Linked DNA regions of Homo sapiens: region 2 is linked to region 1. A link is an interaction called in ENCODE POLR2A ChIA-PET data of the cell type or tissue named here. Cell type or tissue: MCF 10A. All regions are shown on one strand.

Region 1 (8,000 bases):
TCACCTGACACGTGGCCCACACCATGTTAATCAGTTTGTGCTTTTATTCTTAAGTATTTGAAGGAACCAGAAAATACAACCAACTGAAAGGCGTTTTCATTTTAAATGCCTGTAAACCTGAACATGTCATTCAGTGAGCTTCCTTGTAAAGCTGAACTCAAATATCATTTCCTCCTTTACTGCTACCCAGGTTTGCCCTTCGCCCCTTGGTTGGGTTATTTTTGCCACCTTTAAGCTCTTCTGGTTTGGCTGCTGCTTCTCTTACTGCTCTGCCACAGTGGGCATTTCATTGGGAAGTGAGACTTGTGGCCGGCTTCTGGGTAAAATACTCCTTGGAACCTCCTCATCTTTAAAATATAGATAATACTCATGTACCTTGGCAGTTGTGGAGATTGACGAAGACAAGGTTTGTTTGTAAGTATGCTTTTGCCTTTAAATTTCATTTTATCATGTTCATCTTTATTATGATAACTGAGGACTGGAGGGAACCTTTATTTTTAAATTTAATTTAATTTATTTATTTTTTGAGACAGAGTCTCACTCTTGTTGCCCAGGCTGGAGTGCAGTGGTGTGATCTCAGCTCACTGCAACCTCTGCCTCCCGGGTTCAAGCAATTCTCCTGCCTCAGCCTCCCCAGTAGCTGGGATTACAGGCGCCCCCGCCACAACGCCCAGCTTATTTTTTAATGTATTTTTGGTAGAGACGAGGTTTCACCATGTTGGCTGGTCTGGTCTTGAACACCTGACCTTGGACGATCTGCCTGCCTCGGCCTCTCAAAGTGCTGGGATTACAGGCATGAGCCACCATGCCTGGCCTGGAGGGAACCTTTAAAGTCAACCTGTCCTACCTCCTGGCTGATGCAGGGATCTCCCTTTAATGTCCATTGTGGGCCTTGCCCATTGTTTGGTGGCCCATTTGAATTGTTGCGCTGAGCTCCCACCCCCACACACAACAGATCGTAAGATACGCCATTGCTTTATGTACCTCTAAGAAAGCAAAAAATGCTACAAAGTAAGCATAGTAAAGGACGATTGGCTATAAGACAAAATTCAATTTTAGAGATATTGAAATGTGAAAAAATGTGTATCTTAAGAGATTTACTCTTTACCATCTGCTCTGTGCTGCAATTTTTTTAAAGATAAAGTGCTAATTTACTGAATTTAAAATAAATCCAGGTGTGTATGCATGCGTGTATATATTTGTATGTATATGTATACACACAAATATACATACGTATGATATAAGTAGGCTTTGGACTTCAGGGAACTTTTTTTTTTTCCTTTTGAGACAGGGTCTTGTTCTGTTGCCCAGGCTGGAGTGCAGTGGTGCGATCATGGCTTGCCGTAGCCTCAACCTCCCAGGCTCAAGTGAATCTCCCCCTCAGCTTCCTGAGTAGCTGGGACTATAGGCATGCACCACTATGTCTGGCTAATTTTAAAAAATTTTTATTAGAGACGAGGCCTCTTTGTGTTGCCCAGGCTGGGACTTCAGGGCCCTGTCAAGTGTGCTTCTGTGTGTATACAGATTTTGAGATTCCCATCCCTGCTCTCCACTCCAGGATAGGACCTGAGTTAACCATATTTTAGAAAGATAATGACTTGTCTTCATCAGTTATCTTTTTGATAGTCTTTATGAATTCTAATAAAATTTTCAAAACAGTGGCTAAAAGAGAACTGTGGCCTGTTTCTCCCTGTGCCTATCAGCAGGCCTCGGGGATTTCCTTTCTTCCTCGTGGACACTTCTGTGCATTTTCCTACAAGAATATACGTGACAGGTCATGTATAGTTTTCCTTCATATTTGTGTTCTATTAAAAAAATCATCCAACTCAGAAAGCTTTTTATTTTCCAGAAAAAAATTTAAAAGTGACTTATTTCAGAGTATTTTTATTCTTCTACAGAGAGACAGCTAGCTGTGATGGAGGCTCTTCTAGGCAGGATATAGGGTAACTTAGATTCTTGTTCTGGCTTCACCGTTTGCTTGTGGTACTTCAGTTTCTTCCTCTGTGCAGTGGGCATAATAACGCCTGCTCCTTTGACTTCACAGATCATTGAGGAATGAGTGAGATTATATAAAGTAATATACTTAGTGTGGACAATGATACAATAAAGCATGGAGGACAGTGTTACAGGTACATAGCAATTCTGAAAGTGCTTGTTTGATATTAATCACTTCTTTCTTTCCCCCTGCATAAGAAATGTCTTTTCTTTTTAAAAAACATTCTGTTTTTTTCCCAATGATTCCAGAGAACCATGTCAATAAGACTCACAGGGGAAAGCCCATAGAAGGTTTTCAAGAAATCCTGTTAGCAGTGAACAAAACACACAAAAGCTCCATCCACATGGAGCTTACATTCTATTTGGGAGAGAGGGGAAATAAACAAATGAGTATATTGTAGTGTATCAGAAGGAATAGCTTCTAAGAAGAAAAATAAAGGAAGGGGATGCCGAGGGGTTGAGATGTCAGTTAAGATATGAAAAAAGACAGAGATGGCTACAGCACCACGGTGGGGGGTGGGGGGTGGTGGTGGGTGAGGGCGGGTGGTAAAGGGAGATTCCAGGTAGAGGGAATAGCAGATACCAAGACCTCTGGGTTCTGAGGAGCAGGGAGGAGAGACGGGGCAGCTTTGAAACTGTGGGACAGGAGAGTAATGTAACGGTAGAGGAGTGCCTCTTTTTCCAGGCGTGGTCCCTTAGCAGTCTCACTGGTTTATAGTCTCAGTCTGTCATTGGGAACAAGCCTTAATGTGAATGTTGTCATATTAATATCACACCTGTTTGTCAGGTCATTTTTGGCTGCTTTTTTTTTTTTTTTTTTTGAGACGGAGTTTTGCTCTTGTTGTCCAGGCTGGAGTGCAGTGGTGCGATCTCTACGCACTGCAACCTCCGCCTTCCTGGTTCAAGTCATTCTCCTGCCTCAGCCTCCTGAGTAACTGGGATTGCATGTGCCCGCCACCACTCCTGGCTGATTTTTTTTATATTTTTAGTAGAAACGGAGTTTCGCCATGTTGGCCAGGCTGGTCTCGAACTCCTGACCTCAGTTGATCTGCTCACCTTGGCCGCCTAAAATGCTGGGATTACAGGCATGAGCCACCGCGCCCGGCCTTTTTTGTTGTTGTTGTTTGTTTGTTTTGCAGTTTTTTGGGGATCTCATCAGGTTCATTTAGGGCTAAATAAACTGACCCTCCAAGGGACTTAATGACTTATGCTGAAGGACCCTGTGAAAACCTAAATGGTATGCTTCAGGCCTGGAAGCTGACTTAAAAGTGCATTTTAAAAAGTTCTTTGTTATGGTATAATTTTAGATTTATAGAAAAGTTACAAAAAGTGTGCAGAGTTCCCATACACCCTTGACCCAGCTTCCTCTAATGTTAACATCTTACGTAACCATTGACCTTAAGTTTTCAAGTGATGGGTGTGTGTCTACATCTGTGCATGCGTGCATGCACACACCCACCCACACACGCACCCCCCCATGCACACCTCCCCCACGCACACCCCCCCATGCACACCCCACCCCCCCACGCACACCCACACACACACACACAGTGCCAGGGAGGCAGCCCTGTTGTCTGTCAGCCTTTTCATAGCTCATCATATTTACACCTCCTGGATACAGAGTGGACCCTGGCCATGGCAAAAGCAGGCAAGGAGCTACTTTGAAGCTGAAGTTCCAAAGCAGGAGATACGGGGAAAACAATCAGCTGCTACAGAGCTCTGAATATCATGTGAACCCAGTGCCACTTGAACTTTATTTAGTAGAAGATTGGCCTGAGACACTTAATATAGAAATCCCAGCCATCATGTGAGAATTCCATTCCGTGCAAGTACAAATACAAGAGAATTTGGGAATGTTCACTTTGGCTTGTGTTATGCTAAGTCATCTCACTTCTTTCCCATCTAATTTATGAATCAGAACACCAACAATATATACCAGTTTATTAACTAATGAATCAGGAGCAACAAGCCCATCCATCTACCCATCTGCATGGATTTGAGCTTTATTCAGTAGTACTTTGCCTTGGAAATGGTCCAGGTTATTTTGGAAACGGATATTCAATTCAAATGATGACAGCCATTGGCACTCACTCTGGGGCTCAGGAGGGAAACCACGCCCTTCTAGGCTATTGCTGACGCCATCCCTCCAGAATGCAGCTGTCTCGGGTGGAGGCTCTGGGACAGCTGCTTCTGGCTAAGGCTGCCCATTTGGGAGAAGGGGACATTGAAATTGCAAGAGGAGTCATGGCTGAGAGAGATCCTGCTCATATGTGTGGCAGGAATCCTACAGCAGACAAGATTTTGACAATGGACAAGTCACTCACCTTCTAACATGTCCACTTTCCTGTGGATGAAGTGGAATTTTCCAAAAGCAGGAGTACAGTGCTGCCTGTTACTCTTGTGAAACTCTCAATCTCTTGGTGAACTACTGGTATTATAAAGGAGTGCCGTATTAGCGGAGGTGCAAACAAAATGCTTCAGTGCTTTTGATTCCTTTGGCTAAGGATAGGTCTTAATTTTGAATATTTTTTTTCCTACTAGGGCCAATTTCAAAAAAAATCAAGTTTGCATTCACATGTTTAATAATTCCAGTTATACTTTTAGCATTAAAAAATATGCTTGTCTTGGAGACTATTTTTTAACATTTCAGAATCTACAAAACCAGCTTAAATACAGCATGACTATACTGCTACCCCTCTGAAAAACTTTGTATTTGAGTCCTGGCACCTCTGAGGCTTCTTCATGTTGGTGGTTTTTATTTTCCTTTTCACTGACCATGCATGCTACTCTGTGTGAAATAGGGTTTGTGAAATAGGTTGTGTCAGCGCTATCTGTATGCCTTAAAACAAAGTATTATGCTGTTGAGAAAAAGCAAAACAAGGATAGGTCTTTAACAAAGACTATTTAGGCTGCTGCTGCCTAATATAATTCTCATCAGTGAAGTCTTCACTTTGTTGGAAAACAGTGCCTGACACTCCCTTGTGTCCTGCCTGGTGGGACTTCCCTACAGCCCCTTGAGCTGTTTTCCAGGCTCTGCACTGCAGTGAAGGCGTGTTTGTCTTATGAGGGGATGTGCACTGCACTTTCACCTGTATTACCTCACTCCCCAGAGCCACCTTAGGAGATGGATGACATTATCCCTGTTTTTGAGATATGGAGGACGTGCTTCAGAAATTTTAAGAAACTCAAACAAGGTCACACTGGTAGTGAGTAGTAAAGTCAGAATTCCAGGCCTGGTTTTCCAGTACCAAATCCAGTGCTTATTCTCACAGACCATGGGTCAAATCCATCCCACCGCCTGCTGTTATAAATAAAGTTTTATTGGAATACAGCCACACCCATTCATTTCCATATTTTCTGACTGCCTTCCAGCTACAACTGCGGAATTGCAACGGAGACTGTATTGCCCTCAAGGCCTGAAATAGTTATTATTTTCCGCTTCGCGGGAAAAGTTTGCCAAGCCCTGCCCTAAGCCATTGCTGAAGGAGCATCCGGGTTTTGTCTGTCAGTACATTCCCCACTGCCCCTGCCCAACCAGGAATGCCTTTGTGATGCAGTTCTTGCTCTTTTGTAAAGGTGGGGCTGGGTGTGGTGGCTTGTGCCTGTAATCCCAGCACTTTGGGAGGCTGAGGCGGGCAAATCAGTTGAGATCAGGAGTTTGAGACCAGCCTAGACAACATGGCAAAACCCTGTCTCTACAAAAATTACAAAAACTAGCCAGGCCTGGTGGGACACGCCTGTAGCCCCGTCTCCTTGGGAGGCTGAGGTGGGATGATTGCTTGAGCCTGGGAGACAGAGGTTGCAGTGAGCTGAGATTGTGCCACTGCATTCCAGCCTTGGTGACAGAGTGAGACTCTGTCTCCAAAAAAAAAAAAAAAAGTGGTGGGAGCCACACAGTGAAAAAAGCATATGTGCCGGGGCAGCCCAGCTGTGCCTTATTGTCTGCTCTCTGGCCCTGTGGTGGGCTGAAAGTTCTTACCATACTCCCATCCAGATGTAGAGTCTGTAACCTTTCCCCTTGAATCTGCGTTGGCCCGGTGATGTATTTTGACCAATAGTTTGCGGTAGAAGTGACACTGTGTAACTTTTAAAATTGAGTCTAAAGAGATCTGTAATTTCTGTCTCATACTTTGAACACCCCTTCTTGGGATCCAGCCAGCATGTGAGAAGCCCTGGTGGCCATGTGGAAATTATATCCACGTGAGAGAGAGGCCCAGTCATCCCTTTCAGAGCACTAGAGATGGGAGGGAACCCATTTTACATGCCCAGCCCTTATTACTATCTGACCTGAGGGAGATCACAAATGCCTTCTGTATTGGGTGGTAATGATACATCACAAAAATGCGAATGCTCGCAGCCAGGCGGGCGCTGTGGCTCAAGCCTGTAATCCCAGCACATTTCAAGCCTAGGTGGGTGGATCCCTTGAGCCCAGGGGTTTGAGACCAGCCTGGGCAACGTAGCAAGACCCTGTCTCTACCAAAAATACAAAAATTAGCCAGTCTTATAACCCGGTCTCAAATGAATAAATAAATAGAGGGATACAAATTAAAAAAAAAAACCTTTAAAAAGAATTCTCTTACAGTCTGATGTCAATGTTGGAAGATTAAGAAATAAAATAAATTTTTGAACTTGCTGTCTGAGTTACCCAAATGTAATTTCTAAGAACTCTAAAATATTATCACCTAGAATCTAGGAAGCTACCATGTGATCCTAGACTAATAGCATAGAATGAATGTTGCTTCATTATGAACTTATTATGGAAATACAAATACATAATAAATACTTTAAGCAGACTATAGACTGTTTCCTAAAATACTGAAGTTAAAATATTTGTGCTAGACTTCCTGATATGAAAAGCTTTTCTCATAATGATTTGTGAATTAATTTTACCATAGAATAGTAAGGGTATATTTTTAATGGGTTAAGTAGCTATACTTAAAAAATACATGCCAGGCATGGTGGCTCACACCTGTAATCCCAGCACTTTGGGAGGCCGAGGCGGGCAGATCACGAGGTCAGGAGATCAAGACCATCCTGGCTGACACGGTGAAACCCTGTCTCTACTAAAAATAACAAAAAATTAGCCAGGCATGGTAGCAGGTGCCTATAGTCCTAGCTACGCAGGAGGTTCAGGCAGGAGAATGGCGGGAGGCTGAGGCAGGAGAATGGTGTGAATCCGGGAGGTGGAGCTTACAGTGAGCTGAGGTCGCGCCACTGCACTCCAGCCTGGGTGACAGAGCAAGACTCTGTCTCAAAACAAACAAACAAACAAACAAAAATTAGCTGGGCATGGATGCACACACCTGTAACCCCAGCTACTCTGGAGTCTGAGGCACGAGAACTGTTTGAACCTGGAAGGTGGAGGTTGCAGTGAGCCAAGATTGTGCCACCGCACTCCATCCTGGGCCACAGAGCGAGACTCCCATCTCAAATAAATAAATAAAATAAGATAAATAAAAATACAGATTGAGTATCCCTTTGCCAAAATGCTTGGAACCAGAAGTGTTTTAGATTTCAGATTCTTCTGGAATTAAGAATATTTGCATTATACTTGCGGATTGAACATCCCAGGTTTGAAATTCTGAAATCCAAAATACTTCAATGAGTATTTCCTTTCAACACCATGCCAGTGCTCAAAAGTTTTGGATTTTGGAGCATTTTGGGTTTTGAATTTTCAGATTTGGGGTACTCAGCTTGTGATTATGTTGCGTAAAGGCTATTCAGTTTGATATTAATCAGACAATATCAAACTGAATAGCCTTTACCCAACATAATTGGGCCACAGAATTGTGGAAGTACTGGAATAGTTTTATTTATTTTTTAAGAAACAGGGTCTCATTTTGTTGTGCAGGCTGGAGTGCAGTAGTGCCATCATGACTCACTACAGCCTCGACCTCCTGGGCCCAAGCTATCCTCTCACCTCAGCCTCCCAAGTATCTGGGACTATAGGCGTGTACCACCACACCTGTCTCATTCTTAATTTTTTTATAGAAATGGTGTTCCAC
Region 2 (8,000 bases), 90 kb after region 1:
ATTTTCTGAACTTTTCTGGAATCCTATTAACAATTTTAGCCAAAATTCATCATCAGCATCAGTGGTTCCACTGCAGCATGCGGGGATGGTTTCTTTGTCTGCTTGTGGTTTGGGCCCCTGCCTTTAACTTCTCTTTTCCCTCCGGGACTTGAGGCTCTGTTATCCATAGTGAGTGCCAAAGGGTTGGATCCTTGCAGTCCACAAGAGGACAGGACCTGCTCTCACTAAAGGCTGGGCCAAATGGGGTTGGCCAGCCACCTGGCAAGTGGGAAGGTCTGATGTGGTATCCTGCCCAGGTGTGCAAGCAAGGCCCAATGATAAGGGCCAGACATGGCTGTAACATGAGGAGAGGGTACCCCAGAGCAGAGAGAGATTTCTTTGAGGACCTCACAACACAACGTTACAGGCTCTTCAGCTTCCAGTGATTTAGGAAGATTGAGATGGATCGATACAAAGTATGGATTCCATCTAAGATTCTCTATATAAGATGTGTGTGTCTATGTGATTTTCCTTTAAATTTCTATTTTACACACAGAAGCAGACATACACATACATAGAAACACACACACACACACACACACACTATTATCTGTATATATGCTGCTGTTGACACCAACAGATACTTACAGTACCTGGCCAAGAGGACAATGAAGTAAATAAGTAGTTTTGGTTTAGGGCAAGGTTCTCAACCAAGCAGTTTTATATCCAGGGGACATTTGGCAATGTCTGGAGACATTTTTGGTTGTCACATCTTGGGGGTGGAGGGTAGTGCTACCTGCGTTTAGTGGGTAGGCACCAGGGTTGCTGTTAAACATCCTGCGATGCCCAGAATAGCCTTCCACAGCAAGAATTACCTAACCTCAAATGTCAATAGTGCTGAGGTTGAGAGACCCTGCTTTAGGGAATGAAATTCAACCTATAGGATAGCCTAGAATCTGTCTTATTATCCACTACCTTGTTTTATTATGAATATTTCAAACATATCAAACATTTAGAACTAATATTAACTGTATTTTTTAAGGAAATAAAACATATGGGTGCATTTATAAGGAAAGTTTTAAAACCTCATTTCCTCACTCCTTCCCCAGAGGCAACTAACTTCCTGCAGGTGGACTTTTTTCTTCTAGTGTGCACTTTAACGCCTTGATTACACATGTACGTGTCCATGAAACAGCATATTGTACTGCACAAGCCCTTTGTGATGGCGCCCTCCTCTATTTGTATGTGACAGGCTGTTTTTCTAGAAGTTTGAGCAAAAGCATGAGCAGAGAATAGTAGTGCATCTAAGTGAAAATGTTTCCATTTTCTAAGTAATTTACATTTCCTTTAAGTGGTGGTCAAAAATTATAGAAGATGTTTAATGTGTGAAATCAGGTTGAGGAAAGGAAACCAAAAGTAATGATTTGCAGATTTTAAAAGGTGGCAGATTTCAAATCCAGAGTCTTCTTTCTATCGTGACCCAAAGTAGGGTGAATAAGCTTGTCCTTACGTTTCTTGAAGGTGATGATGGTGCTGACCCCTCTGTCTCTCCCTTGCCTGTACCCTTTCTTTTCCCTGCCTGGCATCTCTCAGCCTCTGCTGCCAGCATCCTTGGAAGACATTTCCTCCATCTCTGCATCATTTTTCAGAGCCGGCCAGTTTCTATGGCAACGGTTAGATTGAAAGATGAGCGGCGAGCAGGAGACGAGGCTTGAGTGAGACAGCCAGTGGTGGTGTGTGTCTCTGACGTCACCCTCTAGGCGTCTGGATAGGACGATCCTGGCTACTCCCATTCAGGGCTGCTGTCCAGTGCTGCTTTATTGGCAGTGCTGCCAGGGTCTCCGTTAGCTCTCTGCAAATTGCCTTCCTTTCTGCTCCTCCTACTCCCTCCTTCCCCCATAGAATTTTTCTTTTCATTGCCCACTTTACTGTTTTGGCTCCAGACTGTCGTTAAGAATGTACAGCCTAATTCTGGTGTGTTTCGGGATATTCTTCTGTCCAGTATTCTGGAAGGGCGGGGAGGCATGGCAGCGTTTTACTTGACGTTGATGGTGCTGTGAAGTCCATTCTTTCCTCTGCAAGACTACTGACTATGCAGAAATTTATCGAAGCGGATTATTATGAACTAGACTGGTATTATGAAGAATGCTCGGATGGTAATTATGGCCCCTGCAAAACAGAGCCGGGATGTATAGGGGTATTGTCTCCTTCTGGGTGGGGGGTGTCCTGAAACCTTTAGGGGAGACAGGCGGCTGGCGGGTGGGAGGTACCAGAACTAGCACCACTGGCTCTGGCAATTCCAAAGGCATGGTGGAGGAGGTGGCAGGTGGGCAGGGCTCTTTACCGTGAAAGACTCCTGCAGTATGTATGATTGTTTGCTTAGAAGGGGAGATGGTTTTTGGTGTGCTGGGCTTGTAAGTGTTATACTTCTATTGGATTGAATTTTCTCTGGTGTGAGACGTGAGTGTGTTGTTGATGCATGAATGTGTGCAAGTGGAAATGTGTTCACTGCGCTCTTGCTGTTGGAGGGGATAGGAAACTGGGGGCTTGGAATAGTGTGTTCAGGAGGTGGCTTCCTGGACTGTCAGCAGCAGGCCTGGAAGACTCTGCCCTTTTCTGAGCCCAGACCTGGGAACCATCAGAGGCTGGAGAAAAGGCAGAAGCAGCTTACCACTTAGCGGGTGATTCAAATGAAGTTTGCTTGTTGGATCCAACAGAGATGGGGGTGGGGAGGTGATGGGAGGGGCAGGGAAAGAATGTGTCCTTCTGTCACTACCTTGGTTTGTGCAGGGAGGGTGTGGCACATTCCAAGGGAGACTGGGTGGAGGCCAAGTTGTGTGGCTGGACAGGTCTCAGGAGGTTTCAAGCACACAGAAAACAGCACTGAGGTGCGTTCTCAGAGACATCACAGTGGGCGGGGTCTCAGGTTCCTGGGGTGTTGGACATCAAAATTGTGTATTACACAGTTAATCTGTCTTTAATTTTGTCTTGAAAGTGACCCTCATATCACATGCCTTCACAAAAAAGGGGCCCAATTAATATATACACTTTGAGGGTCTGTTCCCCAGTGATGATATGTTCCCAGCCCTATATGAGCCATTAATAGATAAGGTAAGTGCTTTTTAATTGAGTCGGGAGTTTCAGAATGCTCTATTCCTGACTACATTTGATTAACCTGAATGATGTAACAGGCTGGGACCTGGCCTAGTTAGTAAACTGAAAAACTACATAATTATCTCTTATCCACTGATTTTTGCCGCGACTGTGGGTTAAGGCTTTCTCAGGGGATGGTATTTAAATGTGTGGAAAAACTATGCCAGTTCAATCTCACTGGCCCCCAGCTTTAGATGCAGACATTGTCATGTTCGTTCTGTGTACATCTTTAACTATTTTGAGTAACAAGGATTGGAGGCAGTTCCCAGGGTCATGAGGGGAAAAGATGAGTGAATTTTTTCTTTGGAATATATTCATTCTAAAAGCAAGTTCCCATTCTGTTACCTAACTCCAAAAGGAAATTCTAGAGATGCTCCTTTTTGGAAACCATCATTGACCTCCTTCTAGTTTCCTTGGTGATTTGTGACTCATTGAACCCTCTATAACTTTTTAAAGTAAGGGATTGAATACATCCTCACTGTACCATTGGATTAGGGAGCACTGGTTACAGCAGGGTGCTGTCAGAGGCCCCGTGGATTAGTCAGGTGGGGCCATAGCTCTGTGGATGCCATCCTAGAAGTGGAGGAAGAAGGTTTCCTAATACCATGACCCAAATGCCACACCATCCAGTTCCCTTTACACCCTGAAATAAAGCCAGTCGCTTGCCATGGTCAATCTGGAGGGTGAGCGGAGGCCTGCTCTTATCTGGGTATCCATCAGAAGGATTTTCTTACCCAGCACTTCCTCAGTTGAGTCTTTTGGCCCTGAGAGACCCTGATCTGTCTTCCTCTAAGAGCAAAGGAAAATAGAAGAGGAGATGGCTCAACTGTTCAAGGGTAAATATATTGATTTATTTATTTCTGAATTATTGTTATTGTCTGAATGTATGTTGAGCAAAATACTTGTCCTTTATCATCTATCCCATTTTGGATGAAGGGAAGAAGGTTTTTGAGACAGAATTTACTGGGACCACTGGTATTTTCATACTCCCATTTAAAGAGGTAGCAAAGTAGGGAATAAAGGAACAGAAGTCCAGAAATAAACTGGTTTAGGAAACGTACAAAAAGGAGATTTCAATTATGTGCCAATTTTGTGGTTACTTGCTTACACATTTCTAACTAGTTGAGTTCCTTCCTAGCTTCAGGCAGATTAGTCTGGAAATGAAATTTGCCCCTGTTTATATGTACCTGTCTTTTATTTGCCTCTGTCTTTTTTATTGCAACTCAATAGACACACACCATTGCTTTGTCTCTGATTATTTGGCATTTGAATCGTCAATGAGGGAAGCTTTTACAGAACTTTTGATACTAATAAAAGGTGAGTCAAATGTTTTAAAAAAGATGCAGAATCATCATTTATGTCAGAGCTACTGACTCACACTTAAATTGCAGTGTTAGCACTGAAAAAGAAATGTATATGGATGGGAATATAGATTGCAGGCCAATTAGGACCCCTCTTTTGAAGTTGGAATTAAGGGATAGCTACTGTTCTCTTCTATCTTTGAGGGTTAGGAGAACTTTATTCAGTGTTGAATAACTGTATTCCTCCTGTTTATTAATGTTTGTTGTGGGGGTCTTCTATTCAGCACCCATCTCTGCCTGTCCTGCTCCCCCGCCCCCAGAGGAGGATATAATAAGAGGCATGGGACAGGGGCTTATAATAATAAGACATGGGAGGGGTTGATTACCCAGTGTCTTCAAGTAACTTTTACGAGAGATTTGAAATAGCCAGCGATCAATGCAAAATAGCAATGGCCTTGGCAGAATTTGCACATACATACTCAATGTTTACAGTTTAAACTCTGGTGTCAGACAGGGTCATAGTTACCCCGATTGGATGCATCCCATCTCTGGTGCAGAACCTCTAAAACTTGGGAAATCATTGAAAGTCATCTGCTTATTAAAAAAGCAGATTCTCAGACTCACATCAGACTAGGAGAAGTCCTGAGAAATCTAAATTTTTAGCACATGCTTTGGGGGATTCTTTACATCACGTGTGTTTGGGAAACTGTGCTGATTGATGTCCATGGAAAGCAGCCTCAGGCATGGGGAGGGGCTGGAAAAGAATTATTTAGGTCAGTTTCGGGATCTTAGATTGTTTCTTGGCTACACTGGCCACTTTTTAAAGTGTGCTTAGAAAGAGTATGACACCTTTTTAATTTTCAAAAGGACTTGGGTTCAGTGTATGTCCTTATGTTAAAGAAACAGCCCTCTTTGTAGTTACTCTAGAAATAGGTAGAATGGCAGAAAGAGCGCTGGCTGTCTGTGTTTGAGGCCTGTTTTGTACTTCATGTGGCCATGTGGTATGGGAACATCCTGGGATTTCTGTGAGCCTCTGTGAACTCAGATTCCCCATCTGGAAAACAGGAGTAACAACACTGGTTGGAACCTTTATGGAGTGTAAATAAAGTGATAGCTCTTTGTAAGCGACGAAGAGCCAGGTCAGTGTTTAATTTTATTTTCTCAGAAATAGTACTAGTTATTAAGGCCTTTAACAAAAAAAAATCTTTGAAAAGGCTAATGGGGGCCTGGTATAGTGTGTCATGCCTGTAAGCCCAGCATTTTGGCAGGCTAAAGGGGGGAGGATCACTTGAGGCCAGGAGTTTGAGAGCAGCGTGGGTAACATGGTGACATCCTGTCTGTACAAAAAATAAAAACATTAGCTGAATGTGGTGGCATGCGCCTATAGTCCCAGCTACTCGGAAGCTGAGGTGGGAAGATTGTTTGAGCCCAGGAGGGTGAGGGAAGCTATAATTATGCCACTGTACTCCAGCCTGGGCGACAGAGTGAGATCCTGTCTTAAAAAAAATAAAAAAAAAAGGAATGGTATTTTGAACAAGGTACAGCATTTTGACCACCTGTTTGTTGCTTCAGTTTCTTTTGTAATCAGACTTGCTCTCCATCCCCGCTCACCTCCCCCTTTTATAACCTGATAGATTTGAATGTTGGGGTAGGAGGTGGTCTAGTTCATACTGATTTCACAAATGAAGAAACTCGGGTAGATTGTCGCAGAAGTTATTCTTACAGCTTCTTACTCTATAATGAAGATTTATGGTATACGCAAGGGCAGTCTGGTGCGCTCTGTTCCTCACTTGATTTCAGTGATCTCTGAAATGTCACCCAAGATGGCGGTGGCTGGTTCGTGAGTGTTTTTTTTCTTTTTGTGCGTGAGTGAAGTTTTGTTAGAGGTATTTTAAGCATTAATTGAAAAGCTGCATTTCTGAACTGAGTTTTCGAATTTTCCTACGTGTTGACGCAAACAGATCCCCATTTCTTTGTCTTGTGTTTTATTGTGTGATGCGCCCGTGAAGGTAGAGGTTGACTTCTCTCTTTCCACACACAGCACTCTCCTCTGTGGTTATTAAGGGGATTAAAAAAAGAAAAAGAATGAAATGTAAACAGTTTTATAATGTAACTGTTTTTATTATCACTGGCTATAGTAAAATAGAGATAATGTCCTCTCTGACATAGGAGCTGAGGACTAGAGACTTGGCAAGAAAGCCAAAGCAAGCCTGGAACCCAAGTTTTTGGAGCTTTGTGGTGCTCTTGTTTATTTAATTTTAATTTTGTTTTATTTATTTATTTCTTTTTTTTTGAGATGGAGTCTTGCTGTGTCATCCAGGCTGGAGTGCAGTGGCACGATCTCAGCTCACTGCAATGTCTGCCTCCCAAGTTCAAGCGATTCTCCTGCCTCAACCTCCTGAGTAGTTAGGATTACAGGTGTCCATCACCATGCCTGGCTTATTTTTGTGTTTTTAGTAGAGATGGAGTTTCACCATGTTGGCCAGGCTGGTCTCGAACTCCTGATCTCAGGTGGTCTGCTTGCCTTGGCCTCCCAAAGTGCTGGGATTACAGGCGTGAACCACTGCACCCAGCCTTATTTATTTATTTATTTATTTAGAGGCAAGGTCTTCTTCTTGTCACCCAGGCGGGAGTGCAGTGGCATGATCAAGACTCATTGCAGCCTTGACCTCCTGGGCTCAAGTGATCCTCCTGCCTCATTTTTTAATTTTTTTGTAGAGATGGGGTCTCACTATGTTGCCCAAGCTGGTCTTGAACTCCTAGGCTCAAGTGATCCTCCTGTCTCAGCCTCTCAAAGTGCTGGGATTACAGGTGTGAGCCTCTTTGCCCAGCCTTATTTGTTTATTTAAATTGTATGAGCAAGGTCTTTGGGGACATGACCCTCAGTCGTGCCAACCCTGCTCTCTAGGAGCAGAGAAGTGAAATGTGAGTGAGGAACATTGAGCATCAATGGGACAGGTGAAGTGGAGAGAAAGATGCTCATACCTGAAGGAGATGGGGAGCAGTGCTGAACCAGACCTTGAAAGATAGGAGGATATGGGCTAGGGAGGTGGGGACGTTGAGGGTATAGCAGAGGAAAAACTTTATGCCTCTACCCTGCTTGATTCAGTAGCTAGGTGCCCTGAGAAACAAACTGATAAAAAACATTAACAAGAGAAAAATCAGTTTTAATTATGTAAGTAGGCACTGGCAATCACAAAGAAATAAGAGTCAAAGAGGCAAGTAGAATTTGGCGGGTTCTGTGTCATCCCAAAGGGCAACAAAGTATGGAGAAAAGGTGAGACAAAGGAAAACGGGTTTGGGATTCCTGCTGGGGAGTAAGTTATGGGAAGGCAACTTGGAAACGTGGGATACTCAAGACATGTTTAATAAGGTGTGCAGATTCAAGTGGGTGCCTTGTCCATAGATAAGAGATTGTACAGGAGACGGAGACACCCTTCCAAATGTAAATTTCTTTACAAAAGGAAAATTTATGCTCCGTTTTTAGAGCTTTTCCGGCATCTGCTGTTCTTCAGTTGCTTCTGCTCAAAATAATCCTTATGTCAAAGAGGCATATTTTGTTTGTAG

The links. Peaks named below come from ENCODE experiments on the same cell type or tissue, not always from the same donor. Only the 100,000 strongest peaks of a DNase experiment are listed, where the experiment ranks them.
Region 2: POLR2A ChIA-PET joins it to region 1 with 7 read pairs; 2 of 35 experiments call an interaction of 5 or more read pairs at or near these places.

What each region holds. Positions count from the first base shown.
Region 1 is chr3:42,057,829-42,065,828 of GRCh38, forward strand. It overlaps a transcript of TRAK1 not described here. Among named protein-coding and RNA genes, the nearest start is that of TRAK1, 30 kb to the right of the region's middle. RefSeq lists a silencer at 3,955-4,174. In MCF 10A, no CTCF peak of the experiment used is centred here; DNase peaks (open chromatin) are centred at 4,113, 5,513 and 6,203.
Region 2 is chr3:42,147,465-42,155,464 of GRCh38, forward strand. The region is part of intron 2 of TRAK1 (trafficking kinesin protein 1); the gene reads left to right. Among named protein-coding and RNA genes, the nearest start is that of TRAK1, 60 kb to the left of the region's middle. RefSeq lists an enhancer at 4,156-4,718. In MCF 10A, no CTCF peak of the experiment used is centred here; no DNase peak of the experiment used is centred here.